2 separate regions of the Homo sapiens genome follow, and region 2 is linked to region 1. The links are chromatin loops, found by intact Hi-C in ENCODE. Cell type or tissue: HCT116. All regions are shown on one strand. Links, peaks and the distances in the headings refer to the core of each region. The heading gives the core; the rest is flanking DNA. Region 1 overlaps C7orf78 (chromosome 7 open reading frame 78). Region 2 overlaps SCIN (scinderin).

Region 1 (16,967 bases), core at 5,666-13,665:
TTTTATTGCCATTTGGTTTAACAACATGTAGAAAAATGTTTGTTCTTAAGACCTGAAATCCTGCAGCCTTACAAACTTACAAATCATTTGAACATCACAAAAAAGTTCAAATGATTAAGGCTAATAATGTTCTATATTGCATTATTTTGACCTTTTTATCTAATTGCAAATCTTGTAATGACCCACTGAGCATATTTACCTTTTGAATCAAGGAAGCAGCAAGAAGCAAACAGCTGGGTAAGTACTTATAGAAAGAGAAGGCAGAAAAATGAAGGAAAATGTTTCCCTTTCAGGTATATTCTTTTCAGTTGTCTTAATTACTATGCTCTTGCATTTATGGCTTTTATTAAGTTATTGCAATATTTAATTTTTCAAACAATAACAATGAAAAATTATAGTGTATTAATATATTCCTTAAAATAAGAGGTAAAGAATGCGTTTTTTCTCATCTATCGATATAGTGAAATATTTGTGAATAAAATGATACAATGTTTGGGATTTACTTTGAAATATAAAGGGATAGATGAGACTGTATTGCCAAAGTGATTGATGATAATTGTTGGTATTAAGTAATGTGCATATAGAGGTTCACTATTCTCTTAGATCAACTTTTGCTTATGTTTAAAACTCTCCATTATAAAGAGTTTCTCTTAATAAAAGGATAAACTTAGGTTTTGTGTGGTTTTAAAAATCATTTAGCTATAATCGCCTTCTGAAATATTTATGAAATGAATAAAGCTCTTAGCATTGTATGGCTGGATATATTTGTCAGAATTTAAGGTGCCAGTCCAACTAGGCCCACCATATTCAGGGCTGACATTTGTATTCCTTTTCCAAAACAATGGGCAGGTGTGAGTTGCTTTTCCTTATGTGAGGTAATCATTGGTAACTTTTCTTCCTCTCCAAGTTTGTGTATGGCAGATCTTGTCTACAGATGTTGCTTTTTCTCTCATCAAGCAATTGCACAATTAAACTGTCAAGTGTGAGCTGCTTCTTCTTATGTGAGGTAATCATTGGTACTTTTCTTCCTCCAAGTTTGTGTAGGGCAGATTTTGTCTACAGATGTTGCTTTTACTCTTATCAAGCAATTGCACAATTAAACTGTCAAGTAGTAAGTATCTAATATAGTCCAAAGACTTTGTGAAGGAAAAAGCTAATTTATAAAAGACAGCACAGAGAACAATTGTCCAAAGGAGATTAATGAGCAAAACTGGCTTATCTTATTGAAATGTTTAAACTAATTGATTATGTACTTTTAGGGAGAGTTTTCTACATTAAAATGCGAGTTGAAAATTGGTAACATTTATTGCCACATTTATTATGAAAGTTCATGATAACTTAAACATTTTGAATGGTGAATACTAAAATCTGAAAGAGGATGTCCATAGGCTGAGGAGAATAAATAACTCTGAAGGCCTCTGTCATTCAGGCTTTATATTGTGAGGATGTAACTTTTTGGCTTCTTTGTCCTGTCTTTTTTTAGAGAAGGGGAACTTCTGCAAAACATCTTCAGGGTTTCCTTTGGGTCATTTGGCTGACCCAAGCAGATTTTCAACTTAGCCTTCAACTTTCCCTTTTGGGACTATGAGATTGAAAGTGAATATTTTCTGCAGAAAGCGCTCTGCTCATCTGTTAAGGGCAGTTTAAAAGTTTCATAAATGAAATTGAAATTTTTAAATATTTAAAGTCCTATCTCAATGAAAGGAAAACTGTTGAAAATTTGAATATTTTAACTTGTGTTTCAACTAGTGAAAAAAATGGAATGTTTCTCTACAGTCAATAAAAATATGGTGATTATCTTTAAGTTTTCTATCTTAGAAAACACAGAAAATGTATTCTTTAACTCAAAGAAAAAATACCACTTTTCACTTTGTGCATTAAATTTTGTAGAAAAATGAATATGCCAAATTCTTAGTAGTTTAGGAGCTATGATTTAGCAGAATAGTTTTCTAGTGATAAAATTAGAGATGAAAAGACACTTGAAACCTTTTCTTGCCATTAACATGCCTAAACTCTAGAGACATTGCGTATAGTGGTTAGGAATCTGGACTTTGCAACCTAAAAAATAAAAACTACCTGGGTTTGATTTCCAGATGCTCCATTTATAAACTGTGTGAAGTTAGGCAAATTAGTAACTTCCTCTACCCCCCCATGTGTAAAATGGTGATGATGAATCCATATTCAACACATATATAGGAAACATATGTACATTGTCATAAAGATACAATTGGACTATGCATACAATGCACATAAATAACTAGAACACATAAAATTTGCTCAATAAGAAGTAGTTATTATTTGCTCTGGGACAGCATTCACATTTAATTTAAAATATATAGTAATGAATATGTTTGGTACAATAATTGTTTTGAAAACAAGTTTTAGAAAAGTATTTGCTTTATAGAAAAAGGCAAAAATGCAGCATTTAGCTACAAGGCTGAAGGATTCTGAAAGTTATCCTGAAAGCAACTAAAATATACTCAGTTTTATAAAACTATTTCCTTTGAGTTTTAACATGCATCTGGTTTGAATTAGCATTGGAAAACACTATTTTTTTTTTCCTAAATAAGGGCTTGATAGTCTCCACATAACACTGACAATAATACCGTTTAATTTTTTACATAGTCACTTTTTCAAAACTTGCTCAAAATTTTCACTTGCTCAAAAATTTTACAAAAGGAAATACAAGCAGCAGTTTATACCTCGGCCTTAACCAATTGCTAATGTAATTATTTGACCAAAGAGTGGAACAGGTTCATCTCTCGTTCACCATTTTTGTATAGCTTTATGCAAGTGCAGGCCTTTTTCCCTCATTGCTTTAAATTCTTAATTATTAATATTCTCAGCAAGCATAGAATTAAATCAATTTTATTGTGTATCCAATGGAAAGCTTTTTCTGTCAATCAAATGTCAGTATTTTCTCCAAAAGCAGCATTCTTTTTCTTTTTCTTTTCTTTTTTTTTTTTTTGAGATGGAGTCTTGCTCTGTCACACCTCACGAGAGTTCAGTGGCACGATCTTGGCTCACTGCAACCTCCGCCCCCTGGGTTCAACTGATTCTCCTGCCACAGCCTCCTGAGTAGCTGGGATTACAGGCACTTGCCACCAAGCCTGGCTAATTTTTGTATTTTTAGTAGAGGTGGGGTTTCACCATCTTGGCCAGGCTAGTCTCGAACTCCTGACCTCGTAATCTGCCTGCCTTGGCCTCCCAAAGTGCTGGGATTACAGGCGTGAGCCACCATGCCCGGCTCAAAAGCTGCATTTCTTATCTAACAGAATCTTAATATTTTAATTTCACAGACCTTCCATTTTACTCCATAGAAGTATTGATTTACAGATCAAAGTTAGAATTCAGCGACCTGAATTAGAGAGCAAAAGGAGCCCAAGCCTTGAAAAAGGCAAGAAGAACCCTCAAAATGCTCACGCATGACTCAGAGGAAAGAATAAGATTCTTGGGATGTTAAGAGTTTGACAACTCTAACCAGGCTCTGTGGTCTGCTTTTGCTTTCAAGCTGATCCCAATGGAGAGTTTAAGAGGTGCAGGTTCCGGAGACCAACTGTATGAAATAAATTCCAACTCTATCGCCAACTGTGTGACTTGAGCAAATTGCTTTTACAAAGGGAGAATACTGATTTCTAGCTCAAAGGATGATTCTGAGGATTGAATCAATTTGTTATAAAATGTGGAGGATAGTGCCTAGCACAAAGTAAAGACACAGTAAATATTAGCTGTTATATTCTATATATATGTATATATGGCTGGGACTACAGTCGCTTGCCACCACGCCTGGCTAATTTTATTATTATTTATTTATTTACTTACTTTTTTTCTTTTTTTTTTTTTTGAGATGGAGTCTCGCTCTGTCGCCCAGGCTGGAGTGCAGTGGCGCGATCTTGGCTCACTGCAAGCTTCGCCTCCCGGGTTCACGCCATTCTGTTGCCTCAGCCTCCTGAGTAGCTGGGACTACAGGTGCCCGCCACCATGCCTGGCTAATTTTTTGTATTTTTTAGTAGAGATGGAGTTTCACTGTGTTAGCCAGGATGGTCTCAATCTCCCGACGTCATGATCCGCCCGCCTTGGCCTCCCAAAGTGCTGGAATTACAGGCGTGAGCCACCGTGCCTGGCCAGCTATTATTATTTCATAAACGCATATATATACAGGCTAAAGCAAGTGTATGTGTGTGTGCACGCGTGCACACATGTATGCAAGCATGTGTGTATACATGTATGTATATTTACACATAGGCCTGTAAGAATATACATATGTATAAGTATGCATACATATATATGCACCAAAATAGTGTGCCTTTTGGTTTTATCTTAAATTTTTTACTTGTCATGGACCAATTTTCAAGTAAGTATATATAGCTTTATCTCATTTAAAAAAATTACTGTCTTCTATCACATTGTATAGATGTACCATTGTTACACTGGTGTACCTTTAGTTTTTCTTTCCAGGATTTTTGCTTTGCAAATAATACTTAAAGTTACAGGTTTCTATATATTACCTAGTATATGAGTATCATTCTTTCTGAAGAATAGATTCCTGGAAGTGAAAGTGATGGGTCAAATTATATTTATATTTTAAATTTTAATAGATTCTCCCAAAGTATTCCCCAAGTATATCATACTACTTCATACTCCTAAAAACTGTGTGTAAGACTTCATTTTTTCAGACTTTAGCCAGATAATGCTAACAGTTTAGTTATTGAAAATCCAGTGGGTACAAATTGTATTGCATTTGGCTTTAATTTGCATTTTCTTGCCGATAGTGAAGTTGAGCATATTTATACTTTTTGGCTGTTTACAGGTATTTTGTGACTTTTATGTTCATAGTATTTATATGTTGGTCTATTGTGTCTTTCATTTCTTTAATCATTGTGTATGTTAGAAATATTAACTCCTTGTCTCATATATGTTTTACAAATATTTTATCCTAATTTGTTGGTTGTATCTGGACTTTTTTCCTCTTTAAGTTGGACTTTCCACACTGAACTTAAAATATTCTCCCATAGTGCCTTCTAATACTTTTATAGCTTTATTTTTTCCCTTTAGATATTTAATCTACATATACTTATGCATATGATGGCTGAAAATATATAGTTTTATTTTCATCCACATGGGTGCTTGATTTTTTCATAGTAGAATAAGTACAAAATCCGAGCTAGAAATTGAGAAATGAATAGGATCTTACAAATTCCTTAGTCCATGGTTCCATTTCACTATTCAGATGACTAATTCCCACCAAAAGAAAACCCCAGAGTTTAAGGCAATTTGATTTGAATGTTAAAGTTTGCTGGCTCATCTGAAATTACGTCATTTGGTCAGATCATCTCTTGCCATGACATTTCCTGCTGCATGGGTCTGCATTAATCAATTTGGCTTGTACTGTTTTCACGTTTAGCTTCCCCTTCTAGATATCTTTGGCCTTCCCTAAAATTATACCCCTTTACACACCATTATTTCAAACAGATGGTAATGATTATTATTGCATCTTTTCTGTAAGATAATGTTTTGTTTTGTTTTTTCAAAATTCTGAGAGTTTCTGCAACTTCTGGTTTGGTTCAACTCTCTTCTGAAAATAACAAAGCTTAATATTCCATTAATAAATGGCTACCAGACAGGAAGATACTCATTTTTGTAGGCCAGGCTCAGGTAGGAAATATATATGAAATTTGATTTTTAAAATGTATGTATATCGGCACATTTGGGCAAAAGTTCTAAAGGGATAAGCCATGGTACAAGTTTTCATGTTTTATTTTTTATTCTTTTTAGACAGGGTCTCACTCTTGCCCAGACTGGAGTGCAGTGGTGTGATCACAGCCCACTGTGGCCTTGACTTCCCGGGCTCAGCTGATCCTCCTAACTCGCCTCCTGAGTACCTGGGACTACAGGCATGCATCACCACACCTGGCTAATTTTGTATTTTTAGTAGAGACGGGGTTTTGCCATGTTTCCCAGGCTGGTTTCAAACTTCTGGACTCAAGTGATCTGCCCACCTCAGCCTTCCAAAGTGCTGGGATTATAGACATTGAGCCACCACACCTGGCCACAAGTTTGTTTTTGAGAGGAATTGTTTTAATTTTTGTTAGCATTATTTATTAGCATTTATTGTTGTTTCAGTTTTAGTTGCTGAAGTAACCATATTGGTTGAAGAAAATTTAGAAAATACAAGGGTAAAGAAAAATTATGGGCTGGGTGCAGTGGCTCACGCCTGTAATCCCAGCACTTTGGAAGGCCGAGGCGCATGGATCATGAGGTCAGGAGATGGAGACCATCCTGGCTAACACGGTGAAATCCGGTCTCTACTAAAAATACAAAAAATTAGCTGGGCGTGGTGGCAGGTGCCTGTAGTCCCAGCTACTCGGGAGGCTGAGGCAGGAGAATGGCATGAACTCGGGAAGTGGAGCTTGCAGTGAGCCAAGATCACGCCACTGCACTCCAGCCTGGGCAAGAGGGCAGGATTCTGTCTCAAAAAAAAAAAAAAGAAAAGAAAAGAAAAATTGTGTTCTGACATAATCACTTTAAATATTTTAATCTATATCTTTTTTAGTTTTATATATACATATGCAGTTTTTGACCAAAATTAATATCATAATGAACATATTTATTTTTTTAATTTACTTTTATGACTTAAAAGAGTAATTGAAAATTATGTGTTTAGCAATAAAACCTGGAAAGACTGATGGCAGTTCAACTTACAGTTTGCTCTTGCCCTTTGAAGAGGATGTATCTCTTTCACTTGATTTTACTTTTTAAAACTTTTCTCAATTCTTAATAATTATGTTTTCTTCCTCACTTTTTGAGAATAATGGTGTCAAATTGCTAAAAAAAAATCACCACTTTGGAAAGAAACCAGAATATTTTCCTTCAACAGGAATCTGGGGTGAAATGAATAAATTATGTAAGTTCAAGTTATTGAGCAATTTTTCCCTGTGAGTGGACAAGTATTTGAAAGAAATAAAGAATACTAGATCAATGCAGCAAGTGGATCTAAGAAAGTATGATGTACCATTATAGAATGTTTACCTGGCATTCAAGAAGATAATTCAAAGCTACTATAGCAATAACTAAAGGTAAATATATGGTTTGAAAACAATGTTTAGATAGAAAAAAAGAGTATTAATTATCTAAACCTTCAAATAAAGGAGATAGAAAAAGAACCACAACATAGACAAAGAACAAAACATGAAATAAGGGAATAATAAAGATAATGCCACTAAAAGGAAATGGAAAACAGAGAGGTAATTTCCACAACTGAAAGTTATTTTTCAAAAAGATTAGTGGGCCAGACATGCATTTGAACAGATTGATCATTAGTAAGAATGTATATATAAACAAAACACAGAATGAAGTATTAGTAGATGAAATAACAAAAGATATAAAAGACATAATGAAACATCAAGTTGTGACTAGTATAATAATTTGATAATACATTAGAAAGCCAAATGAAATGGGCAAATGATTTAAAAATGTAAAGTGACAAAATTAGTAAAACATAAAAAAAACTTGAATAGGCTAATAGCCACTAAATATATTGAATTACTATTGAAAATGTTTTTTTATCTTAGGAAGTACCAGAAAAAGAAAAGTCTACGGGCAATTCCTACTACATATTCATGCAACAATATTAATCCCTATTTTATACAGGTTTAATCAAAAATAGGAAAAGAGAAAAAATGTCAAAGTATTGTTATGAGGCCACATTTTATTGCCCTTGGCCACATTTCCTCAAGAAGACTTTTACCTTTCAAAACCATTAAGCAAGGAGCTTTTTCTACTTCCATTCTATTTCAATTTCTATTTCCTTTTCAATTTAAAAGGCCTTCAGAATTGTATTTTTTATAATGAGAAAAAGAATTAGTTCCCTCTGTTTTCCATCTATCAAATAAGAGCAATTTACAAGTCAAACCTACAAAATAGTACTGAGAGAACAAAAGTGCTGAATTTTATTCCACTACAAAAATTTTAATATTAGCGCTTCTCTCCCTTAGTAATGTTTTAACTACTGATGACAGGTTTTATAATTAGTCATAAAACATTTTAAAATAAATTCTTGCTATTCATTCTGGAAAACAGAAAAATCATTTATCTAGTGTAAAGAAAGAGTGGAAAAACCTTTGTTCATATGACGAATTTTTTTTTAGAGACGGGATCTCCCTCTGTCACCCAAGATGGAGTGCAATGGTGCGATCATGACGCACTGCAGCCTTGAAACCCCTGGGTTCAAGCTATCCAACCTCAGCCTCCCCAGTAGCTGGGACTACAGGTGTGTACCACTACACCTGGCTAATTTTTAAAGTTTTTTGTAGAGAAGGAGTCTTGCTATGTTGCCCAGGGTGGTCTTGAACTGTACCCTCAAGTGATCCTCTCACCTTGGCCTCCAGAAGTGCTGAGATTATAGGTGTGAGCCACTGCACCTGGCCTGAATCCTTAATATTAATATATATATATTTTTGAGACAGAGTCTTGCTCTGTCACCCAGGCTGGAATGCAGTGGTGTGATCTCGGCTTACTGCAACCTCCGCCTGCCACATTCAAGCAGTTCGCCTGCCTCAGCTTCCCAAGTAGCTGGGACTACAGGCGTGTGCCACCATGCCCGTCTAATTTTTTTATATTTTTGGTAGAGACAGGGTTTCACCATGCTGGTCAGGCTGGTCTCGAACTTCTAACCTCATGATCCTCCCACCTCGGCTTCCTAATTTAATATTAATTTGTATAGCAATTTTATATAAATTAATATTTAATTTGTATACAAATTAAATATTAATTTGTGTAGCAAATGTTTAGTGATCTAATAGATGTAGGTTGGAAGAGCTTATGTTGAAGTAATCTCTGCATATAGCATAGTGCTTACTAGCTCAGGCTTTGTAGTTAATAAGCCTGGATTTTATATCCAGGTCTTCTTTACAAGCTGTGTGGCCTTGGGCAAGTTATGTAAACTCTCTTAGCCTCCTCATCTTTAAAATGGTAACATTATTTTAGAGAGTTTTTGTGAGAATTAAATTAGGTGATGAATATATGTAAGTTAAGAATAGCTGTCTCACAATAATCTTCATCTTAGTTATTATCTGTGCTATGATGTTTATTGTTGGAAGAGTTCAATTATAATGTAAAGAATCTTTAGCTAAAAGTTTAAGCAACATAATATACCTGATTGACAAAAATGTCTTCAAAATAACTTTTTGAAAGACACATTTATTTTGCTAAACGAAATAATGCTGTAGAAAGATTCCACAGGTTTTTACTATCATCTAATGTCCTGGGATCCAATGAAAAAGACTAAAATTTGTGGTTGAAAAGATTTTTTAAAATCACCAAAAACTTGGAGATAAGGCCAATGAAGTACAGCATGACCTTTCAACATCAACCTGGGGAATTGGTTAATACGCCCATCCAATTAATATCAAATTATTCAGAGCTACACTGTCCAATATTTTAGCCATTGACTATATGTGGTTATTGAGCACTTGGAATGTGGCTAGTCAAAAGTGAGATGTGGTTTAAGTGCAAAATTTTGGAGTACAAATACAATTTCCATTTTTAATGCAATGAACAAAGAATCTTAGTAGAAAATCTACCCACCTCAGCCTCCCAAAGTGCTGGGATTATAGGCGTGCACCACTGCGCCTGGCTGAGAATATTCTTGATATATTGAGTTACATAATTTTTTTGTTAAAATTGTTTTCACTTTTTTTTTTTTTAACGTACCTGCTAGAGAATTTCAAATCACATAGTGGCTTAAATTATACTTCCATTTGATGGTGGTGGTTTAAAGGAATGCAGCTCTGTATGACTCACTGTTTACCATTAACTAAGGTCCTGACTCTCTAAAATTACATGTTACGTGGTAGATTTCATTCCAGTAGGAATGCAAATGATTTCTCTCTGGTAGAGAGGATAATTCCATCGCTTATGATTTTATTGTCCTGAAAGATAAGCAGCTTTGTAAATAACCTAGGAAGCCCATAAAAACATTTTTTAAACATGTGTACAAATATCCAGAACTTCAAAATGGCCTTTTATCCACCTTTCTTATTTTCTTGATTCCCTCATTGAAGAGTTATAAATCTTTGCTATGTGTTCAGGCTAGTGATTTAATAGATTTTTGTTTGTTTGTTTGTTTGTTTTGAGACAGAGTCTCACTCTGTTGCCCAGGCTGGAGTGCAGTGGCGTGATCTCGGCTCATTACAACCTCCATCTCCCAGGTTCGAGCAATTCTCCTCCTCAGCCTCCTGAGTAGCTGGGATTAGAGGTGCAGGCCACTACGCCCGGCTGATTTTTGTATTTTTAAGTAAAGATGGGTTTCATCATGTCGGCCAGGCTGCTCTTGAATTCCTGACCTCAAGTGATCTGCCTGTCTCAGCCTCCCAAAATGCTGGGATGACAGGCGTGAGCCACCGTGCCCGGCTTAATAGATATTTTAGAAGGCTTAAAATATTTCATTTTCAACTAATAATATACATGAAAGTTATTGTCTGACTTTCCGAAAATTATATACTTTGATGCAGGTAAGTCCTTATTATATTACAAATATATAATAACGTTAAATTAGCTTGGCTTTTACTGCCCTTCTTCTGTTAACTAACAGCATGATAATTTTCCTAAATCCAGCTATGACATAATCTAGTATTGTTCTGAAAGTCACTTTGTAATCCAGAATTCACAAACTACACAAAGATAAATATAACCGGAAGTTTATAGATTGCTGTTATCTGTTGTTTGCAAGGATGTGAGCATAGATATCATAGTTTTATGTTAATGTAGGCTATTTATTTCATGCTGCTTTGAGCAGCTAATCATTAATGTTCTCAGCAAGCCTTAAAGTTAAGCCGGTATTTGTCTGGCTCTGATGAAAAGACATAGACTTACCAATAATTTAAGCGCAAGCATTTCCTTAAAAGTTTCATTTTTTACCTCATGTGGTGGTATTTCTACCTCATGTGGTCGTAATTCTACTTTAAGTTCAATGAACAAGAATCTTAAAATTTTAACATTCCTGACAGATGCAAAACAGTGGAAGTACATATGACTCCACAGAGGTGTTAATTTATAAATAAAAGTTAGTGCTTACCTAGAAATCAAACTTGGTTCTCTTCAACTGCTAGTGGATGACTTTGATTTTTGTGGGCTCCCCAGAGTGGGAATCAATAACTAAGTTATCTATATTTTATACAGCTCTCAGACTATTGGAGTGAAGTCATTCATTGAAAACTATTTATAAGCATCTACTGTACATCAGCTACTCTCCTTGGCACTGGGACACAACAGCAAACACATGACAAAATCCCTTCCTTCATGAGGTTTCTCTATTATTTGGAGAGGCCCAGTAATTGGAAAAGGGTAGTTGGAGATGAACACAAAGAAATAACCAGGACTACATAATGAAGGGCATTAGAAGAACTTTGGCTTAAGATGTAAAGACATTGGAGGGTTCTAAGCAGAAGAGTAATATGATAAAAATTGCATTAAAAAAAGTCAGACAGACAAGTCTGCTGTTGTGTTGAGGATAGACTGAGGTGGGTGTTACCTCCAGTGGACATGTAGATTGGAGACTATTGTAATAATTAAAGCAAGAGATGATAGGGTTTGGACTGGTGTATTTACTGGAGGCAGCAGAAACTTGTTGGGCTCATGATATAACAGCTTATAGGCTGTAAGATAAAAAATGAAAAAAAGGGTGTCTCCATTTTATTTTTATTTTTTGCCTTAGCAAGTACAAGAATGGAATTGCTATTAACTGAGATAAACAAGACTGTGCAGGAATTGGCAAATAATATCAGGGTTAAATTTTGGATCTGGTGAGTTTGAGAGAATGTCTAAAAAGAGATCACGGGGAGATGTCAAGGAAGTTGTCCTAGGTGAGCGTCTAAGAGTCTGGCGTTCAGAAGATATTTCAGTGCTGGGTATATATATTAGGAAGTCTTGGGTGTGAACGTGTTATTGGTGACATTTAAACCAATAAGAATGAATGACATTAGGAGGAGGCTGAGGTGGGAGAATCAAAGCCAGGAGTTTACAGTGGGCCATGACTGTGTCACTGCAGGAGTTTACAGTGGGCCATGACTGTGTCACTGCACTCCAGCCTGGGCAAGAAAGAGAGACTCTGTCTCTAAAAGAAAAAAAAAAAAAATAAAACGATGAGATTACCAAGAGAGTGTATATAGATAAGAAAGAGATCAGGCCTAGGACTAAGTCCTGGGGCATTTCAGCCTTTCTACTCGCATAACCTGAGTAAATTCAGGTATCTGATTTATTTAATCCAGTATTTGCTGCATTTCTTTTTCTAAAGAGCACATTTCTTTTCAAGAATTACACATTAAAATTCCAGGGAACTTAAATTATGCAAAATATCCTTTGGGAAATGATTTAATTTCATTGCCTCATCTTTCCACTTAATGTTGCTTATGTCAACAATGCTATTAAATACGTACTTGCCTTTATTTCAGTAGTTTTCATAGTGAAATTGGAAAGGTGATAGGATAATCCATTTGATAAAACTGGCAATAGCATTAAATCCTACCCTCCCCTTTTATTAATTTTCAATTATAATCATCAAATCTTGATCAGAAGCAAAGAAGTTTCAAGTCATTTGTTTTCTTTCCCTCAAAATATTTAAACAAAAATTTAGAAAATTATTTTAACATGTTAAAAGACAGACCTTTCCTTCTAGTTGGAACTATAAATTCTCCAAGCCTGGTGTTCTTTAAGAAGGACATTTATTATTTCTGTTACTTGGAGATCTTCTCTCTTTTGATATACTTGAGTGTCTCAGAGAAGCTTCTTAAAGTGTATTAGAAAAAACTGAAAAATGAAGATTCAAATATTGATTTCAATATGCCATAAACATACTAAATAAATGTTGATTATTTCAACCTATGCCACCTTGTATATGTGAACACAAAGCTCATACATATACTCTTTTTCTTTTCTTTTCTTTTTCTTCTTTTTTTTTTCAGAAATAAACACTATCACTAACCATCTGGTATCCTATGATTCCTGAAAATAAAATCTATTTCTAGGAACAATTTAAACCGTAGAAGAACTTCACTGTGTCATGAATTAAACTTTCCTATTTTTTTGTCTTTGGATGACATCCTCTGGGAAAGTGCCCCATTTATATTTCAGTGACTTCAATTCTGGTTGCTACCTTGTTCTCTATTTTTTAAAGTAAAAATATTTGATTTTTAACTACTACTTTCCCACACAGCATAACAGTCATCCTTTAGTAGAATATATGCTATATCCAGAGAATTCTTATTTCTATGAAGGAGGCAAACAGATAAAATTTGCAATCTTTGGCCTTAGAGAAACATGGTGGTCAAAATTAGTAAGCATTATTGTTGTTTGTCTCACATTAGCTTTACCTGAGACTAGAGCATCTTTAACTTTGGACATTAACAGAAAGCACATTATCAGCATTTCCACTCATAGTTGCAAGATCTAACTTTCACAAACTAAATCAAAAGCCTTATGATTGGATTCTGATCCCTGTGGTAACAAGGGAATTTCAAATTATGCAACTTTCATTTGTTGTTTTAGCACTTTCTCATGCCTCTGGGAGAGTGCAGATTTCTGTAGAATCCAGGAAGGTGCCAGAATTCATCAATGTTCTCACTGGGAAATGCACGGGAGATGAACATTCAGGCCAGAGTTCAGGAAGCCCTATGCTGTTTTGGTCCATCAGCTATCTAAATGAACAAAAGAGAAATGTGTGAACAGAATTCACTGAATCAGTTTCTATAAAGGGTGAGACTTACCTGAAAGGTCACTCCTGGGACAAGAAACTTGGCTGCAAATGCTAGATGTCATTTGCTTAATCCTCTTATTCACTACAGAAATAACTAAAACCAAGCTTATAAAGGCATGATAACAAAAAAGAATGGTTGAACATGACTACAACTATGATGTGGAAGTAGAACTATACTCTGTTGGCCAAACGGTCAAATTTATTTTTCGTACTTACCAGAAAGCATGCACATGCAACTGAGGGCAACAGTACAAGGTGTTTTGGAGTGCCATCTTGAATAAGTGATGTTAACATTAAATTCCCAGTGAAGACTTTAGTTTCCCAGCTTATAAAATTATAACAACAATAATAATAATTATAATACCTGACTAAACACTGCATAGTCTGAAGACAATTGAGTGAGGTTATGCCTATGAAAATGATTGCACATTACTGAGTTTGATGTATAAATGCCAATTAAAAGCTGCAAAAATTAAGGACTTCTAAATACATCCTGTCTTACACAATTCAACTTTTCCTTCTGTATTAGCACCAGTAGGGTAGAATAGTGCAGGGAAGTGTTACAATGAGGCTTCCCACTTAGGTGAGGGGAGACAGGAGCTCCTTTAGAGAAGGGCTATAAGTTTTTAAAGGATGTGGAAATGGGATGTGTTTCCTGTTGCCTTGAAATGGAGGAAAAGCCTCAAAGCTAAAACTAGGAGACAGGTTGGTTCCTTCAAACCAAAGGAAGCCAACTTCCTGATTTCTTACACATGGACAAGAGTTTTCCTTTATATAAACTCCTATGTTCCATTGAAACCAACCCAATAATCCCATAGACTGTTCTTTTTGATACACATAGAAATTGACCTTTCTGTTCTTAAAGCTTGAAGCTTACATTTGTTTTATCTGAGTTCCTTCCTCAGGAAAGCACCTTCAGGCCTCTTAAAAAGGTATCCAAGAAGTGAAACTCACCAGATCATGACATCCTAACAATGAGAAGCCTGGAGCCCTCATTCATCATGATTGCATCCTTGCCTCTCCCTAGTTCCTGTTTCTTACACATTGTTACATTTCTTTCTACAGAAGAATGTTATATAAACCCATAGGTTTAGTCAGTTAGAGAGATGGATTTGAGCCTGAGCTCTCATCTCCTTGACTGCAGCACCTGATTAAAGACTTCTTCCTTGGCAATACTCATTGTCTCAGTGATTGGCTTTCTGTGTGGTGAGCAGCAGGACCTAGACTAAACCCCTGGTGTTTTGGTAACACCATCAAGAAACTGCTAGAAGTTCTATCCCTATGGGGCTTTTTAAAAGGTAAATAGGCCAGACCAACTACTCTCACCCTCTCTTCTGTCCAAATTAAGGAATTAAGGAATAAATCAAACATCTGAAGGCTTTGTTTTTTTGTTTTTTGAGACAGAGTCTCACTCTGTCACCCAGGCTGGAGTGCAGTGGTGGGATCTCGGTTCACTGCAAGCTCCACCTCCCAGGTTCATGCCATTCTCCTGCCTCAGCCTCCCAAGTAGCTGGGACTACAGGTGCGTGCCACCACGCCCGGCTAATTTTTTGTATTTTTAGTAGAGATGGGGTTTCACTGTGTTAGCCAGGATGGTCTTGACCTCCTGACCTCACGATCCGCCCACCTTGGCCTCCCAAAGTGATTGGATTACAGGTGTGAGCCACTGCGCCCGGCCCTAAAGGCTTTGTCTTTTAAAGGAGGCATCACTACCCTTGGGGGAAAGCCCTGAGGAATACCCATTTCTGATTTCTGTGAGAAAGGAAAAAATAAGGTAATCCCTGCAAAGCCAATTCATGAATGCTCAGGATTATCATTTATAAAGAGTAAGGGTGCATATGGGTGAAGGAAGCCAGCAGGCTTGCTCTGGATGAATGCTTGCTGAGCTACAGAACTGCAGAGGCCACCTGTGGAGCCCTTTAGTACAAGGTGTTTGGGGAGCTCCTGGTAGAGGAGTGGTTTCATATATGTCCCCAAGAGGTTTTAAGGATGAGCATTTGATCATAGAGCATCCTGCCTACTTCTTATCTAGAAATGTAAAAATGGGTGGCTCGCAACGTGAGGGAAAGGGGAAAGGAAAACGGGGGTCTTCTGTACTCACGCCATTTGGTGAGCCGTATGGAGGGTTCTGTAAACACAGTGAATTAATGAAATTGATGAGCTCCAGCCATCTTGTGAGTAATCCCACCAATGATAAGATGCCTCTTATCAGACCTGTAAGAGGTAGTGGGCTGAGGCAGGGACTTAGGGCAAGTTGCTGGACGCTGGTTCTCAGAGGACTGTGCCAAATGAGGCCTCTGTCTAGGACAGAGAATAATGCGCAAAAATGTCCTCCATAAGTAGTCACTATTTGAACATCAGCCACACAGAGGATGTCATGGCTGATTACAGTAGTCTCTGTTACCTGAGCTTTTTGCCCCTGTTTCTTCCATTTCTCCTCTGGACACCAACACCTTGGAGATAAAAGGCAGACCAAGAAGCAATGGAGTGTGATTGAGACAGGTGCAGAAAGAGAGAAACAACAGAACGTTCTCTTCCCCAGATCCTGGAGCTACAGGGCAGGATTTTGTTGAAAACAGCAAACAAATTTTGAATTGGATGTGAGATTAGAATGTTAATTTAGAATGAATGAGGCTTTCTTTCTTTCTTTTTGAAATTTAAAACAATTGCAAAGAATCTCCCAATTAAAAAAATTATTAAAGTTTTACATGTACGTATAATAGTGCATAGATATTAAATAAATATTTCTATGGAGTTATCACAAAGTGAATGCATCTATGTAACCAACATCAAGGTCAGAAAATACTACATTTCTGGGACCCAGAAGGTTATTGTACTCCTTTCCTTCAAACCAAAGGAAGCCAACTTCCTGATTTCTTACATGTGGACAAGAGTTTTCCTTTATATAAATGGAATAATAATGCAGTATATACAGATATGTGTATATATATATACATTGTACATATATAGAGCATCTGGCTTTTAAAAAACTCCTAAGTATGTTTGTGAGACTCATCCCTATTGCTTGCATATAGCAACATTTTGTTCATTTTCTTTGCTGTATAATCTATTGTGTAAATATACCATAAATGGATACTTTTATGTATACATTCTATTATTTATTGGCATTGGACTTGTCTCTAATGTAAAGGTTATCACAAGCAATTCTGCTATAAGCATTCCTATATATATCTTTTAGTGCATACAAATATATCTT
Region 2 (16,967 bases), core at 5,793-13,792, 71 kb before region 1:
GTGGTGGCGGGCTGCACTCCAGCCTGGGCGACGGAAAAAAAAAAAAAAAAAAAAGAATAGCAAAAATTTCCTGGTATATTAAGTGTATTTAACAATACAGGAAAAAACGTTATTTGTAAAACAATTCTTTTTATATTGCCCAAATGCTTTTTTTTTAACTCCATAATCCCTGGTATATGATGTTGGTAGGAGGAAAATGGCTGCATTTTATGTGAGACATTTATAGATCATGTCTTAATTAAAAGGTGGGCTTTTTTTTAAAATCAAAAAATATATTTTATTTACCCTTATAGAGGAAATATCTATAAATCTGAAATACAGCATCGTCAATGGAATTTTTTACCTTTCCATACGAAAATTTGTTTGGCAGCCCCGTGGTCCAAAATAAAGCATTCTTCAGACAGCAGCATTGCCATTGAGAAGGGGTTTTCTTCTGCCACCACAGTCACTCTCATGGAGCCACTTGCATCTGAAACCTAATATAAAAACCATGACCTCCATGTTTTCATTTGGGGATGATAAGGATGTTCTATAATTAGATTATGGTAATGGTTGTACAACTCGGTAAATGTCATCAAATAAAAAGCATTGAATTGTACACTTTAAATGCAAGAATTTTATGGTGTATAAATTATATCTCAATAAAACTGTTTCAAAGAAAATGAAAAGAATCCACAAGACTAATTATACTCTAATTTTTTTGAAAGTCCTTTGGGGTAAAGGAACTACAAATAAAAAGTTAAGTTTTGACACTGTGCCTAAAACATCAGAAAAGAATAGTGATAATAATAATGGCTGAGGTCTATTCAGATGCTCTTATGTACTAAGCATCATGTAATTAACTTTCCATGATTATTTCTTGTACATTTTAGAGTAATCTTTTCAAGTAGGTAATAATCTTAAAATCATTACATACACACAAGATGAAGTTTAAACAATCACTCAGTCAACATTTACTGTCTACCATATACCAGTCGCTTTGTTAAGGAGGATATTGATATAGTTTATGCACAAAGATTTTTTCAACATAGGTCCTGCAATTTAAGTAAACTTTGTATAAATTATCAAAGTAAATTTCTTCTGTCACATTTAGAAATGACTACAGACTATTAAAACAAATTTTTAAGTGGTCTTACAAAATTGAAAGTGATATTCATGTGCAGGTTAGGATTTACTGGTTTTCAATGGCCAGCTTGTATGCTACAGTTTAGTTACCTATTATACAGATTCCAGAGCCCTCCCTAGATTAGTGGAGTTTTGCAGGACCAGGGTGGAGTCTGAATTCTGTAGTTTTGAAAATGCCCCAGGTGATTTTGCTTGCCAGCCTTGTTAAGAAACCCGAATTATTTTCAAAGGAACTTTATACTTTATATCCATGTAATACAGCATAGCTCCACTAGAGGAAGCTATGACTCAGGATGAATATTTTCCCATTTAAAAATACTTCTTTAGTTCATAATGCTGTCCAGGAGGGAGAACAGTTTTGGTTGATGATGTGAAATAAAAGATATCTGTTAGGCTGTTGAAAATGAGTTTTAGAAATAGTAATTTTTAAAAGCAGTCACAAAATATTTAGCTAACACTTTCTGTATGGCTCATATTAAAATTACCAGTATTTAGCAGAAATGGTAACCATATTTCCTTTTGCATCTAGAAGAAAAAAAATCCACTTATTCATTATGAAAAGGAAATTACGCTAAACAAGTTATTAATTTGGTCTTCATGTAAAATCACAGAGTTTCGGAGCCAAAAATCCCTTAAAGAGCAGCAAATATAGTTTCTTTCTGTTACAGATGAGAAAACTACTAAATTCTGCATGGAGATTTACGATCTGCTCCAAATCACACGCTTAGAAAGTTGCAAGGGGAGGGAACACTGGAAGAATACCACTGTAGCAACCTCCTTAACTGGAGTGTCTTGCAGTTTTTGTTACCCTCAACAGAAAAAACAAACAAACAAAGAATAAAAAAAACTATAGAGTTGGAAGGAACCTACTTTCTTTGTTGTGTGTGCATAAGAATACTTAGACCCAGAGTGGTTATGTCCTGTGCAAAGTCATGCTCCTAATCATGTGCTATAGAGCTGATATGGAAGTAGGTAGGTTAATGCCTGGAACAGAACTGTTTTTACCCTGTTTCCCTCCAGCTGTTTCATTTGGTAGCTCAGCCCTCCTGTAACAAAGAACTCCTTCATTATGGCTAAAGACAATGTTTTAAATAGGGTGAAGACTTTACATTCTTATCAAGAATTTATAAGAAAAAGCTGATAAAATATTTTTACTCCATAAAGGAAACATTGTATTGAGTATTATATATCAAAAGATCGTTGCAAACTAGTACAGCAACAATATATAATTTTATGAAGTCACAGCAATAAGTTCACATATTTGTTGTTTTTCATAAAAATAACAAAAAGTATTAAAACTTAATTAAAAAAACATACAAGAGCAAAGAACTGATTCTATCTACACATTGCTCTTGGAGAGCAATGAGGAGAGTTCTCAACTGCAGCAACGGGAATCCCGCCCAATACAGGCCTCCCTAGCTACATCCAGTACTGTTGAAACAATAAATTTGGTTACAGTGAACTCACCATGTATAGTTTAGCCATTTTCCTGTTACTTATGTCTGCTATAATGTCATCATCATCACCTCCATCTGGAAGCTCTGGCTTTTCCCCTAAGACCTGGAAAAAAGTGAGCAGTGGATGCAAAGATAAAGATCTCCCATTGAAGGATGCAGAGTTAGAAAAATACACTTATAAAGACATGGATTATAAAATATTTGCAATTAAAATGACCAGGCTCAAACACTTCTCATCAATGCATACAAGGTAGTCCTTTTCATATAGGCCAAATCAATCAATTGCATTAAGTAAACAAGCACTGAGGTTGCTTGTTTGCAACCTCAAACAATGAATTTCAAGAAAGGAAAATCCCTAATTTGAGAGCCTAGGTGTCCATATTACTGAAAGCTAGAAGGAATTAATTAAAATTTGAGCTCTATGTTCAGCTCTGCAGCAGAATTTCTTCTATGACCTCTGCTTCTAGAAATAATCTCTCAGTTTTATGAGTTTATTATAATAAAGATTTGAATCAAAATTACTATTTGGAGGTAAAATACTACTATAATTATTGACATATAGGATGAAGTGCAAGCTCTTGATCACCCAAATCATGCTTCGTTTTCTGCTGTATCCTTGGCACTTGGAACAGTTCTTGGGACATAGTATACGCAGAGTAAGTGTTTGTCAAAATAATGAATAAATGAATTTATCTATTCTGTGCATATGTGATGCAATCCAAAAGTCCAAAAAAGTGTTTGGTAGAAAATACATTTGAATCTGCTTTGAATTTCTTTATATTAAAATAAAAAATATGTCTATGAGTACCTTAATTAATTTATTAATTAACACAAACAGCATAGAATGTCAAGGACAGGAATCAAATATAAACTTATTTTAAATAATTTAATTTTTATAATATAGATATAAATTCAAGTTTAGAAAATGCAAAGATGTTCATTTAGATACAACAAATATTTAACACACAATAAGTTCCTTACATAATGTGTTTTATATTCGCTATTCCTTACAATATATTGCATAAAAATGTGTACTGCAAAATACCAGAAAACAATAAAAATGTACTTTAATCCTTGCATGAGTGTAAGTACACTCTCAAATTTAGAGATGCATCAGAGAACTTATGTCCTCTGGGAACATACCTATCTTTTTATTTGTACTGTGATCAATAAAATGTTTTAGATACTGTACATGCTAAATGATTGTAATGCAGTTTTTCTTTTTTTGCTAAAAATAGAATCAAGCAAAAAAAAAAAAAAAAAAAACTAAAACACTTGTGACCAAAAGCTTTTTAAAAAAACACTTTTGCTAGAAGTATGTATAGCTTGTAAGAGCCATCAAAGATCTCCTCACATATACTTTTCTAATTCTCCTCCAACTAAGACCATAGTTAGGAATAAACAGTTTGTGTTAAGGGCATATCTAATATTAGGAAACCTCCCAGTGGGCGGACCCAGTCTGGGATTTGAGGCACACTCTAACTCTTAATTTTCAGACCACAATTCCCATATTAGCCAGGCATCTTAATTAGCTTCTCAAAGGACTGCAGCATAGTTGGGAATTGAACCCAAGGGATTTAGCAAAAACAGGCTTAACTCCAGAGGTAGAGAGATGCCATATATTGTCAGGTATCATCTCTAAGGATCACTTTAAAATTGAGCTCAACTAAGCATTTATCAAATATTTGAGGTCACTGGGGTATATAAATGAGTTTCTAACCATGTTGTCCAACACTTAAGGGCTTTACATCTGGCGTAGAAAGAGCAACATAACTAAATATGTTCACTTTATCAACTAGGCCATACATTTTGATCTTTGACATAAACTGTAAACACAGCTTGGAAGATCATGCCTGAATGTGAAACATTTTCATTTTGGGTTGCCCACGCGATTGGCATTTAGCTCATGTAATCCTTTGTATGTGAAATAACATATATTTTGACAATTTAATGGGGTACAAACACAGAGAAGCCTCATTTGAAGGTGTTACATAAAAATTTCGTCAGTTGTTCTAGCCAAGATGTATCTTGCAAGTTTGGAGCTCCTCTTTCAATTACTTTCTGTAAGTTTCTGTTTAAAAGTATTGCCGTCATCTAAATACTCCAAACTGAACTTATTTTCTACAAAATTAGCCACTCTCAATTCTCCATTTGTGTCAATGTATCTCTATTCTCTCCTCTTTATATGGACTTAAAATTATGTGGTCAGTTTTAAATACTTCCTCTCCTCCAATTTGGATCTCCTACCCACTTAGTCATTATTATTATTTTTAATCATGGTTAGTCACTGATTCCTGTTTATTCCTGGACACTGGCTGCAAGGCCCCTTATTTCACATTACTCCTATGTTGTAGGAATATGACTCTAGATCAAGGAAATCCTGTCATTTGCAACAACATGGATGAACCTATTGTATATTATGCTAAGTGAAATAAGCCAGACACAAAAAGATAAACAATGCATGATCTCATTAATATGTGGAATCCAAAATATCCAATTCATAGAAATAGAGTGGTAGAATGGTGATTGCCAGGGGCTGAAAAATAGAGGAAATGGAGAAATGTTGGTGAAAGAATTCAGACTTTCAGGTATAAGATAAATAAGTTCTGGAGACAAAGTATAGTATGATGGTTACAGTTATTAATAATGTAGTTTATACTTGAAATTTGCTAAGAGAGAAGATATCAAAATATTTTCATCACACACACACAATGTGAGTTGACAGATGTTAATTATATTGATTGTGGTAATCATTTCACAACTTATACTTCTATCAAAATATCACATTTTGTATATGACATTTTGTATATGACAAAGTTTGTACATATATGTCTATCATTTGATAGATATATATGTACAAACTTTGTCAATTATCCCTTTATAAAGCAGGAAAACATTTAAAATTTATTTTTAAATTTTAAAAAACTAAAAAATAAAAAAGATTTATATTTTACATCTGCTGCAGTGGTTCCTGAACTTCAATGTACTCAAGTAACACCTGTGTTACTTTGTAAATACAGATTCTTAGCTGCCAGCCATTGAGTAAATAAACAGGTCTATGGTGAGGCCCAGGAATCTGCAATCTAGATTATTCTGAATTGGGTGCTCCCACTGACCCAAAACTTCTGTCTGAAACCCAAGTCCCCTTCAGATGCTGAATGTCATCTACCCTGCCTTATTTCTCAGCATTCCCTACCTTGTACCTGTCTCTAATCAGGCTGACATACTCGGCATTCCATATGGAAGCCATGCCCATTCTTTCCCCGTAGCTAGCTAGGAGATTAATAATCGACCAGCTTCAGAGTTTCTCATGACCTGTCTCAAGACCACCCTTGGTGTTTGTTTATTTCTTTCCCTACTATGATCCAAGGTGAACTTTTCTTTTTAAAACTTAAGCAGGCTTATGTGGAAATTTGTATTTTCAGATAAAAGGATCAGGCAGCCAAGAAACAATTGCTATACTCTTTTACTCTCTTAATCCTTAGTTTTTCACAGCATGTACCTCTGTTTTTATTTATTTATTTATTTTTTACCTTTTAGTCAACTTTACCTACTTTGGATAAAAACTTCCAACATTTACACTGGCTTGTTCTCAAGATGTGGTTTCCCTTCTTTATACAAAAAAGTCAAGATGTTTGGCCACTTTAGAATAAATATTTGTAATGCATCATAAGAAAACAATAATGATGCATGACCTTGAAGAAGCACAATATGTAACTCAAAGCTACATATCACTGTGGATGAAAATGTGCCAAGCTGGTGCCAAGTCCTAAAGGCATTTATCATTGAGGGTCTTATGTGCTCCCAGCAGAACTCTGAGAGAGAGGCAGAACCTGTATCATGATTACTTTAACTTCATAGATTAAGAAAATGAGCCTGAAGGAAGTTAGGAGTTTTGCCTTAGATCCGTGTCTCATAAATATTAAAGCAAATATGTAAACCCCAGGCCTTCTAACCTCTACTTCAAAGCTCTTTATATAGAAAATGAGGCATTTCATTCTTCTCATCTTAATCATTTTAGGGTAGATGACTCTGTTTTATTTTCACTAAAAACAGAATCAGCTCACAGGTTCCAAGAATGAACATTTTAATTTGTAAATTCTGTATCTTACTTCTTTTCCTTAACTGAGAAACAATCAGTAGAGTGTAACATAGGGAGCATAGAAATAAATTGTAAGAGTGAAGCTAATCCTTGTTGTTATGGTATATTTACTTGCTGCAAGGCATTTTATGCCTTAGGTAAGACAAATATTTGATATTAGGGAAGATCCACAGAGATATAAAATGACCAGTTATTCCGAGAAAGCTGTGGTCTTATTTAGCCAGCTCCACCCACTCTGGATATAAGATTCCAACATTTACTCTGCTGCTCTCTCTCAGTGATGGCCTCAAAAATACCTTTATTCCTTTATTCATAAGTAAAATAGAGGGTGATTTCATATATTAAAGAATGGATAAAGGTATTTTAGAGGAGGGAAAGCATGTGAGGTATTTTAGAGGTAGGAAAGCATATTTGGATAAAAAGACAAAGTGAACTGGGCTTCTGCAAGAGATTTAGCTATAGCGCAGTGCTGTCCTGTAGAAATTTCTGCAATGATGAAATATTCCACATCTTTGCTGTCCCACACAGTTCTCACTAGCCATTTGTAGCTAATGAGTACCTGAAATGTGGCTAGTGTGACTGAGTAGCTGAATTTTACATTTTATTTAATTTTAAGGAATTTAAATGTAAACTTAAATAGTCACTCATGTCTTGAGGATGCCAGACACAGAGTGCAGCCCTAGAGGCCTCAGGGAATGCTGTGGCAGTGGGGAACTTATCAGGCAGGACTGGACTTCAGCATTCCTAGAATATCAGCGTATTAGAGGATAGATGTTGAAGGGTCAAACTCATAAGAAAATTACCCCAAAAGTTACTATAATATGGAAAGTTACCTTACAAGTTACTATAACACAGAAAGCAAAATCACAAGTCATTAAAAGCCATAAGCCAGAATGCCAACTTATTAAACAAGAGCAGTTGTTTTCACTGGCTGCATATTAGAACCATCTGGGCTGATATAAAAAAGAATGCCAATGTCTGAATCCAATCTCTAGAAATTCAGATTTATTTATTCTGATTGGAGCCCATGCATTGTATATTTGAAAAGCCTTCTAGGCCTGCTTTGGTGATGTGATTCAAGTGCTCTGTGGCATCAGCTTTGCTAGCCTGGTTTATCTACCTCAACCATTGGGATAGGTCTGCCAAGCATTTCTGAGGTTCACATTAGCTTGTTAGAACACATCTCCCCTGGACAAATTATTAGGGCCTGGTGGTCTGAGAGCTGCTCTGGGGCAAATCTCAGGTATTAAGATTTCAGGTCATTTGCCTTTTCTAGACATCACCAAACCTTTTTCCCTAAGGCTTCAAACCCACTTTGGACATTTCTGTCTGATCAGTGCTTGGATGAACGCTTCCGAAACTTGCCTTTGGGGTTCCTAATTTCTGTGCATTCTTCCATTGTCTTTTTGACACCTCCCTTCACTTGGCAGGATCAGGCAGGCTGAGCTGGGTGGAGCCGCTACTAAGAGTCTCTGTAATCTAATTTCCACACTTAAAATGGTATAATAAATAATATGGCTCAATTATCATGTGATTATTACTATGACTAGCATATGGTGAAAATTCAACAAATGGTAGATCCTGTACCCTTTCTTCACCTTTACATATGCAGAGTCAAATCTTTCCCTGGTCAAAGCATTACTCTTTCTGTCTTATACAACCCTGCAAATTACTGGACTAATCCTTTGCATAATGATTTTACCACTGGACTTCTTGCCACACACCTCCTCATGGACTTACACTTTATTATTTGTTCACGTACTGATCTAATGATTTTATAAAGCAGTCTATATGTCTTGGTAATGTACCTTTGTCAAAATCTTATATCTTAGATTTAAACTACAAATTGAATATAGACCTGTATATCCCTCTCCAGGCAAAACCTGGAGAAAAGTCTTTTATGCAATCAGCAGAAGAGTAGGTGACAATGCTGAGAAAAAGGAATATGATATAGTAATCTCTTCCTTTCATTGAAGTCCACAATTGTGTTGTCTATGATGTCATTAGTCCTTGATTATAAAACGAATTCTCTGATCCTCCTCTGTGTTTCCATCATATTTTCCCATATAGTCTTGTACATACGACCTTATTTTGGTGAGGCAAGATATATCTGTTATGTAAGGTTTATTTCTTGCGTGTCTATAATATTCTGGCTCTGTGGGAAAGAGCTGAGTCTACAATGGTTAACAGGTTAGCTTTGATCCCTGCTTTAGGTGAACTAACTTTCAGTGCAGTGTTTTCGCTGTTTGGAGTTGCTACAACAGAATACCACAAATTAGGTAATCTATAAAGAAAATAAATTTATTTCTCACATTATGAAGTCCAATATCAAGGTAGCAGAATCTGGTGAGGCCTTCTTGCTATCTCTTCTCATGGTATAAGGAAGAAAGGCAAGAGAACATGGAGAGCAAGAGAGCAAGAAGGGGCCAAACTCACTTTTAGATAATAATAAACCCACTCTCAAGAAATAACCCATTTCTGCAATAATAATGTCAAACTATTCATGAGGGCTCTAGTCATCTCTTATTAGGTCCCATTTCCCAAAACTGCTGGGTCCATAAAGATCATTCTCCTCTCACCGCTGGGGCTTCACTACAGTGTCTCTGGTAACATTATTAGTCTCAGTAACTTCTTGCTTATTTTCACTGATTTTGGAAAAGATTACCCTCTGGTACTCTAAGTTGGATAAAAAACTAAGTTGGGTAAGGGGAGAAATGGAGAAGAAAATAGGGCACCCCTATAATGAGAACATGAGCTAAACCTCCAGGAGTATTTTTTCACTGCCCTGTATCACCATATACATATACATATACACATATTTATATGAACTTGTTTAATTTTATCTCATCTTATCCTTTGAGGAAAAGGTACATAAACCTGATTTATATATAACTTTTAATTCAATCTGGCCAAGTTTTGTTTCAATGGCAAGGGAGTTGGGAAAACTTTTTTATCTACATAATCCAGAAAATTTCCAAGCATGAAATTTTAATTGAGCAAACTCAAAAATGGCTTTTCAAGTACTCTGAGGCACTTAAAAATATTTGCATAACTTCTATGCTATACATTAAGAAAATGTATATTCTTTCCAAAAAAAAATGTGTACCTCAATTACCCTAAACCAAATGCCCCTGTAATTTGGATGAAGGGCTGAATGCTAATGGTAAGAGATAAAAAACAAAGGGGTAAGCCAGTTGAATTAGTCAATTTTCACACTGCTATAAAGAAATACCTGATACTGGGTAATTAATGAAGAAAAAAGGTTTAATTGACTCTCCGTTCCGCATGGCTGGGGATGCCTCAAGAAACTTACAATCATGGCGGAAGGTGAAGGGGAAGCAAGGCGCATTTTACATGGCAGCAGGAGAGAGAGAGGGAACACAAAGGAAAAAACTACCACCTTTAAAACCATCAGACCTCATGAGAACTCCCTCACTATCACGAGAACAACATGGGGGAAACTGCCACCATGATCTAATCACCTCCCACCAGGTCCCTCCCTTGATGTGTGGGGATTACAATTACAGATGAGATTTGGGTGAGGACACAGAGCCAAACCATATCACCAGTCCACTGAGTACAAACACTGTGCTATTAAAACTAGTAATTATTATATGGAATATATAAAATGAGGCATAATTATCAAACATTTCTGGCAAAGTTTTTGAAGTTATAAAATAACTTCACAGCAGTTGGGATTTCCCTTGCTCTGTATGTTTAAGATCGCAGTGTCTGTAAGAAAGACAGTTTGGGTGTGATCCACAGATTTCTTATTCTTATTTCTACTTAAGCAAGTTACATAGCCTCTCTATGACTCAGTTTCCTCATCTGTAAAGTAAGGATGTAGCAGATGCTATTGGTGCTCTGCCCATATCACCTTGATCTAACTTAGAGTTCATTTGCAGATAGTGTCTTAAAGCTCTAAGTCTTCTGCTCTCTACATGGTGGCATTATTTGGCCATGGAGCTGTCTATAGATAGTATCTTAAAGCTCGAAGTCTTTTGCTTTCTATCTGGTGGCATTCTCTAGCCATGGAGCTGTACTGTGTCCAAATACAAGGCAGGTTCTGGGACATTAAGAACCAAGGAGCAATGCTCAAGCAATGAGGGATGGGAGTTACTGGCTAGACCCAGCAACCACTCAGCCTTCTGAGGGCTAATGCCTGAGGGTCTCTTTGGGACTCAGCCCCAGTTGCTCACTGTAGTAAGACACCTGTTAACAAAATGTTGTCTCACTTTACTCCTACTTGATGCTTTCAGGATCACCTTTCAAATAACAACCTGCCCCCAAGTCCTTGTCTCAGAGTCAACTTTTGGAGGAACACAACATAGACAGGGAATAAAAAATGTCTCCATATCACAGTAAGGGTTTTAAGAGTTAAATCCTGTAAAGCTCCTAGAAGAGTGCCTCTTCTATGGTTAGCACTGAATGTTTGTCAGGGTAGTAGTTGTTAGCTCTTTTGCAGCAATTAAAATCCATTTCCTAGATTATTTAATTCCTGTGTTAATAAGAAGAAGCACTTGTATGCCATCAAGAAAATGTAACAAAAAGATTAAGGAATGAACAGGAAGTTCAGCCTACCAGTGAGCCATCTACATTTACCCTTGTAGAACACAAGATGAGAGAAGTCGTGCCATTCCCTAACAATAGTGTTCCATAACAGTGAATATCACAATGCAATTGTAGAGCATTTGCTCCTTGTTTCAAAACTGTTTTTAATCAATATATTTGTCTTCTCTACATGCACTCTATCAGACATCGTTAAGATGTATTTTTGACAGCAGATTTCAGACCATTAATATTTAATTTCTCTGTGATACATGGTACATGACTTCACTTACCAACATAGTTCTATGAAGCTTTTTTGTTTACATACAGATATTAATATATTTTAGCAGCATGTTGGTACCTTTTTCATGATTAGTAGATTATGGGATATCTAACACTGAGAATTTCCTATTGGTTTCCACTGAGCAGAATACTATATTTACATGAAGAAACCATCCTTTCCTTACAAAGTCACTTTAAAGCCTTTAAATAAACATATTATTACATATACATTTTTTCAAAATAATGTAATTCTAAAAATTGTGATGCACTAGATACCCCTGCAAACATAACAGCAATTCTGATACATTAACACTAGTTTATACAAGTGCTGTCAATATAACCCAGTTCCAACACTCTGTGATTCTAGGCTCTGGAAAAACAGTACTTGGAAGCACAATCCAGGTGGCCACCATTTTAGGAACCTCTTTCCAATATGTGAGCATATTTCCTCATGATATTAAACAAATGCTTATTATCAAATACATACTAAGGAGATATGAATGGCTGAATCTTGCATATTTAACATTTTCGTATCTGGGCTTGGCTAACTCTAAGCACAATATGTAAGAGGAAACTGATACGAAGTAAATACTATTGTTTATTATTATATACTTAAAAACTAATTTACAAAATGAATGCAAGAAATCATGAATCACTGAATCAGAGACCTGGCCCTTTTATATCTGTGTTTAGCTGAGTCTTAGCACAAAGGATAAGATGAACTTGACCTAAAATTACTGAAAAAATACAGTCTGTTAGTTTTTTTTAAATATATTATCACTATTGTGACAAGTGGAACACTAAAAGGATAGAATAGAAACTGCCATTATAGTTCAATATTTATATTAGCTTATCAGTTCAGATATACGTCTTGTGGGGCAAAGATCCATCCCTCTCCCCTGTCCTACCCATTAAATCCATCTGTCTTGGAACTGCATTATCCTATTTACAGAGTCTATTGATATTCCCTCACTTCAGCTGCAAGCTAAAGGGAAAATTAACTCATTCAGAGATGATTGCCAAGTGGTGTTAACTTGGACTGATTAATATAACAGTGGTACCTTGTCTGTAAGGTTACAAGTCTTCGTTATGAAATTTGGTGTGACAAAGGGGGAGATTATGTGAAATGTTATCACTTTCTTGCAGCATATGATAAGCTGTTACTATATGAATTTCTTATCTTTGTTCAGAACATTTCAACTTCCCCCACTGGATGAATTGGTGAGGAACAAAACGGGTATCCAAATTCAATACTAGAAATCCAAGCAACAAATTCATTAAATTAAATAACAAGGAATGAATAGTGTCTTGAACAGTGCCTGGCAAACAGTAAGCCATCAATACATGGTAGATCTAAATAGCTGGAGCAACACTAGTGTTCTAGAGAGCGTCGCAACTTGGGGCAGGTACTCCTTATCACTGTAATACTTTGGATTTCAGGAGTGTACTAAGTATTATTGCAGTAAAGCAAAATGGAGAAAATGCATTAATTACAATGCAGCAAAGAGGAGAAAGAGAAAGATTCCTACTTGCTTGTATCTCTGATAGTTCATCTCTTCTCTATATGCAGTGTAGCCTCAGGACTAATTTAGAGAGGGTTGCGAATATATTTGCTCCCTTTAACTTAAAAATCTTTGAATGGTAAGTCGGTAAATGGACCTCCTCTTTCCCAATGACTCTCATAATAATGTTATTTCAATCAAACGACAAACACTTGATGAGCAGTGCCTATGTGTCAGGCACAATGCTACATGAATGAGGGATTACAAAATATTTAAGACATTGTTCAATTTCCCAAGGACTTACAAAAAGTCATAGGAAAATAAAAGCAGGATAAATAAGGAAGCTAAAACTACTTGGAAAACATACAAATATTTAGACCCAACTGATAACTCAGACAATTCAAATTTCCATTCTTACAAAGTACAGAGTTTCGACTAGAATGAAAAAAAATAGGAGGGCAACAGAAAAATAGTTTAATGACTTATTTTTTGTGTGGGTATTACAAACCCATAAAGCAACCTTAATCTTTTTTTTTTTTTATTTTAAGAGACAGGGTTACTTTATGTTGCCCAGGCTGGAGTGCAGTGGATATTCACAGGCATGATCATAGCTCACAGCATCCTTGAACACCTGGACTCAAGCAATCCTCCCACCAGAGCTTCCCAAATAGCTGGCACTATAGGTGTGCACCACCAGCCTAGCTATATATTTATTTATACCATTTTCCTATAAAGCCTTAGACTCTTTCAAAAATGCTAAATATATTGTTACAAAGTGGTCGTGAGAGGGATTTTCACAAAGCTCCCCATTTCAATTACTAGTACTTCTTTGGTTCATTCGATACAACCCTATAAAGATAAATGGAGAATGATTGATTTATCTAATCAAAGGTCACGCCCCAGAAATAAAGCTCTTTCCTCTCTCTGTAGTATCATTTTCAAAACAATCATTCTTTATTTAAATGTACAACTATATTTTCATTAAAATATTAAAATACAAACCCATGTAAGTCTAGTAAACTTAGGACAAACATTTCCACAGAAAAACTTTAAGGAATGCTGACAAAATCCTAAGCTTCCAAATTCCAATTTGATTTGGTAATCTTTTACTTTGTATTCCAAAATGTATGAATGTTCCCATGATCAAATTATTAAAATTTAAAAATCACTCATTTCTGTAAATTTAAAAGAACTTTGGAAGCACTAGCAATGTGCACAGCCTTTTGACATTAACTTTGGGGGAAGAACAAGACAAATGTACTAGATGACTCAGTAATAAAGCACTACATCTGTGTAGATCCTTGGAGTTCATGGAGCAAATTCACCTTTAGTCCAGAGCAGTGAGCAGTGGTGGCCCCAACAGTTCCCAAAGAGGCAGCACTGGAATTGCAGGCAACAGCCAATCAGGGTAGCCAGGCAGCGGGCAGCAGTGTTACATGCTGTCCTGGCAAGAAAAGAATTGGAGTTTTGTGGCTGCTGGATTCTAAAAGGGGTGATGACCTGACCTGAGAGGGACGTAAGGTAACATGCATTTTAATTCATAGATGAAGAGTTTTAGATACTAGCTACATGTTTCCTACCGTGTGAAGCACTTTCACTTGGAGTATATGCCATCTGCCTAATATGTGGGACAGTATTGCACTAAGTATAAATAAGCTCAAGACCTGTTTGTTGTTTTTCGAGAGGCTGGTTCTAACTATCACCTGAAAAAAGAAGAGGAGCAGAATATTTGAATTATCCTTTCTAAGTACCAACTGCCTTTCCATGTAAATCTAGTTGGTCTTAAAACTTACTTTAATCAGCATATGACTTTGTTCATGTCTACATCAACAATATCACCTAAAATAAGGGAATTTTTTAAGCCATACTATCCCCTAAAAAACAGAAAAACAAGCATACTTAGTTTCTGGAACTACATATTTCACAGTTAATTGTCTTAATTATCCAAATACGAGTGGGCAATGAGTTAGAGCTGTGAGGGCTACACAAATATAAAGGCAGTGCCTGCCCTCAAGGAACTTAGCATTGATAACATATAAATTTTATTTTGCAAAGTACTTTGAAGAAGTATGGCTAAAAATTTACTCTTTGCCTTAACAGGCTTTGTAGAGTACATCTCTAAAAGATAACTTAAGAACTATCTTCACTATTCAACTCTAGTTTTTACTAACAGGACAGCCAGATCAGCATAGGGTAAATATCCCATCAACTTTCCAAGAGAATGGCTGAATACATTCTTTTGTTTTCATACTGTGAATTATGACTTAAAAAACAAAAGGAACACATTTTCTATTTTGGGAGAACCTTTGGAGTTTAATCTAGACTATATGCTAACATCATAAAGTCTAAAATAGGATTTTCATCATGAAAAGTCTTCCAACAAATTGTGGTGTTATTCAGACCATGCTCTCTGGCCTCTGAGGACCCTCACGATTCTATTCCCACACTTTCTGACTATTTTCTAGTGCATGCTTATCTCCTCAACCAGACAATAAAGTAAGCAGAGTCTTCAAACTTCATTGGGAACCAACCCTGCACTTGATAAACAGTTATTAATGGAGACATAATATGTTATTCTGATTTTCTTTTTTTTTAGGTCAAAAATCTGAAACAATCATTGCATGTATGACTTTCCAGAGAGCCTTACAGTCATTTTTATAAAAGCAAGAGTTCAACAACAGTTCAGCAACACAGCATCTGCCTACCATCTCCCTGTAGAATTTTTACTGCCAGTATTTCACCACCAGCATTTACAATGATTATAGGCTTAACGAATTCATTAAACTATATTTAAAAAGTCTTTCCAGAATAAAAAAAATTGTTGTTGTTTCAAACAACTTGCCCTTTCTTCATCTTCATTCTTTTTATATCTACCAGATGCTGGGTTTTTTTCTTAATGAAAGTCTAAAAAACATAGTATTTTTTTCCTTGGGGTTTTTTTTGTTTGTTTGTTTGTTTTTTGCTTTCCTCCTAATGTTTACAAAACGATTAATCAAGGAATAAAGTTTGGGACCTTAGGGCTAGTGAAATATTTAATTTTTCTTCACATTCACTGATTATTTTAAATATGAAAAGAAGAAAGATCACGAAAAAAGCTTTACATAATTTATGTGCAGTCATTTATGGTAAATATATTTGCAGCAAAAACAAGCTCAGAGTAAAATTTGACTTTAGTTACAGAGTTTAGTTTTTTCCACATATAGGATTGTCTTCCTATTTAGGCACACGGGCTTTTAAAAGTACTAAAGATACAGAAAGGAGGGTGAGCACACATCCTGTTTCCCCAGACAGTCTTGTTAATGATGGTTGTGTCCTATCTCCTCAGTGCCCCCTTTTACTCTACAATGTGCTTTGCTTTGGAGGATAAATTTATGGTCACCCTGGAGATAAGCCATATAAAAACTGTGTGAAAATACTGTGATCAATAGCTGAAATACTTCAAACTAAAGATAAATTTTTCAAAAGACTCTCAGAAAAGTGTGAGTTTCAGTGTTGAGCACTTTAATGTGTTAGACAAGTTCAAAAATTTCAGCACTCAATACAGAGTAATGAAAACAGGCTCATTTAATTGATTAAAATATCCGTGCTTTCAAGCCATTTCTAACTTTCACATAGAGAGACTTTCAAAGCTTTTAAAGTTAATAATTTTAAAAGAACCCCATTAGAAATGAGTCTTTTAAAAGGTCAAATTTAGGCCGGGTGCGTAGGCTCACATCTGTAATTTCAGCACTTTGGAAGGCCAAGGCCGGCGGATCACAAGGTCAGGAGTTTGAGACCAGCCTGGCCAACAGAGTGAAACCCCGTCTCTACTAAAAATGCAAAAAATTAGCTGGGTGTGGTGGTGGGTGCCTGTAATCCTAGCTACTTGGGAAGCTGAGGCAGGAGAATCACTTGAACCCAGAAGGCAGAGGCTGCAGTGTGCCGAGACCGTACCACTGCACTCTAGACTGT

What was found. Peaks named below come from ENCODE experiments on the same cell type or tissue, not always from the same donor. Only the 100,000 strongest peaks of a DNase experiment are listed, where the experiment ranks them.
Region 2: a loop joins it to region 1, with 1.9 times the contacts of the local background. A loop is called at or near these places in 12 of 110 quality-filtered maps.

What each region holds. Positions count from the first base shown.
Region 1 is chr7:12,537,644-12,554,610 of GRCh38, reverse strand. It overlaps C7orf78 (chromosome 7 open reading frame 78), which reads right to left. Exons shown (of 6, transcript NM_001386514.1): 6 at 13,341-13,691. The coding sequence ends at 13,688. Among named protein-coding and RNA genes, the nearest start is that of SCIN, 25 kb to the left of the region's middle. In HCT116, for the core only: no CTCF peak of the experiment used is centred there; a DNase peak (open chromatin) is centred at 9,790.
Region 2 is chr7:12,608,519-12,625,485 of GRCh38, reverse strand. SCIN (scinderin) reads right to left here. Exons shown (of 16, transcript NM_001112706.3): 5 at 2,593-2,685; 6 at 344-476. Among named protein-coding and RNA genes, the nearest start is that of SCIN, 46 kb to the right of the region's middle. In HCT116, for the core only: no CTCF peak of the experiment used is centred there; no DNase peak of the experiment used is centred there.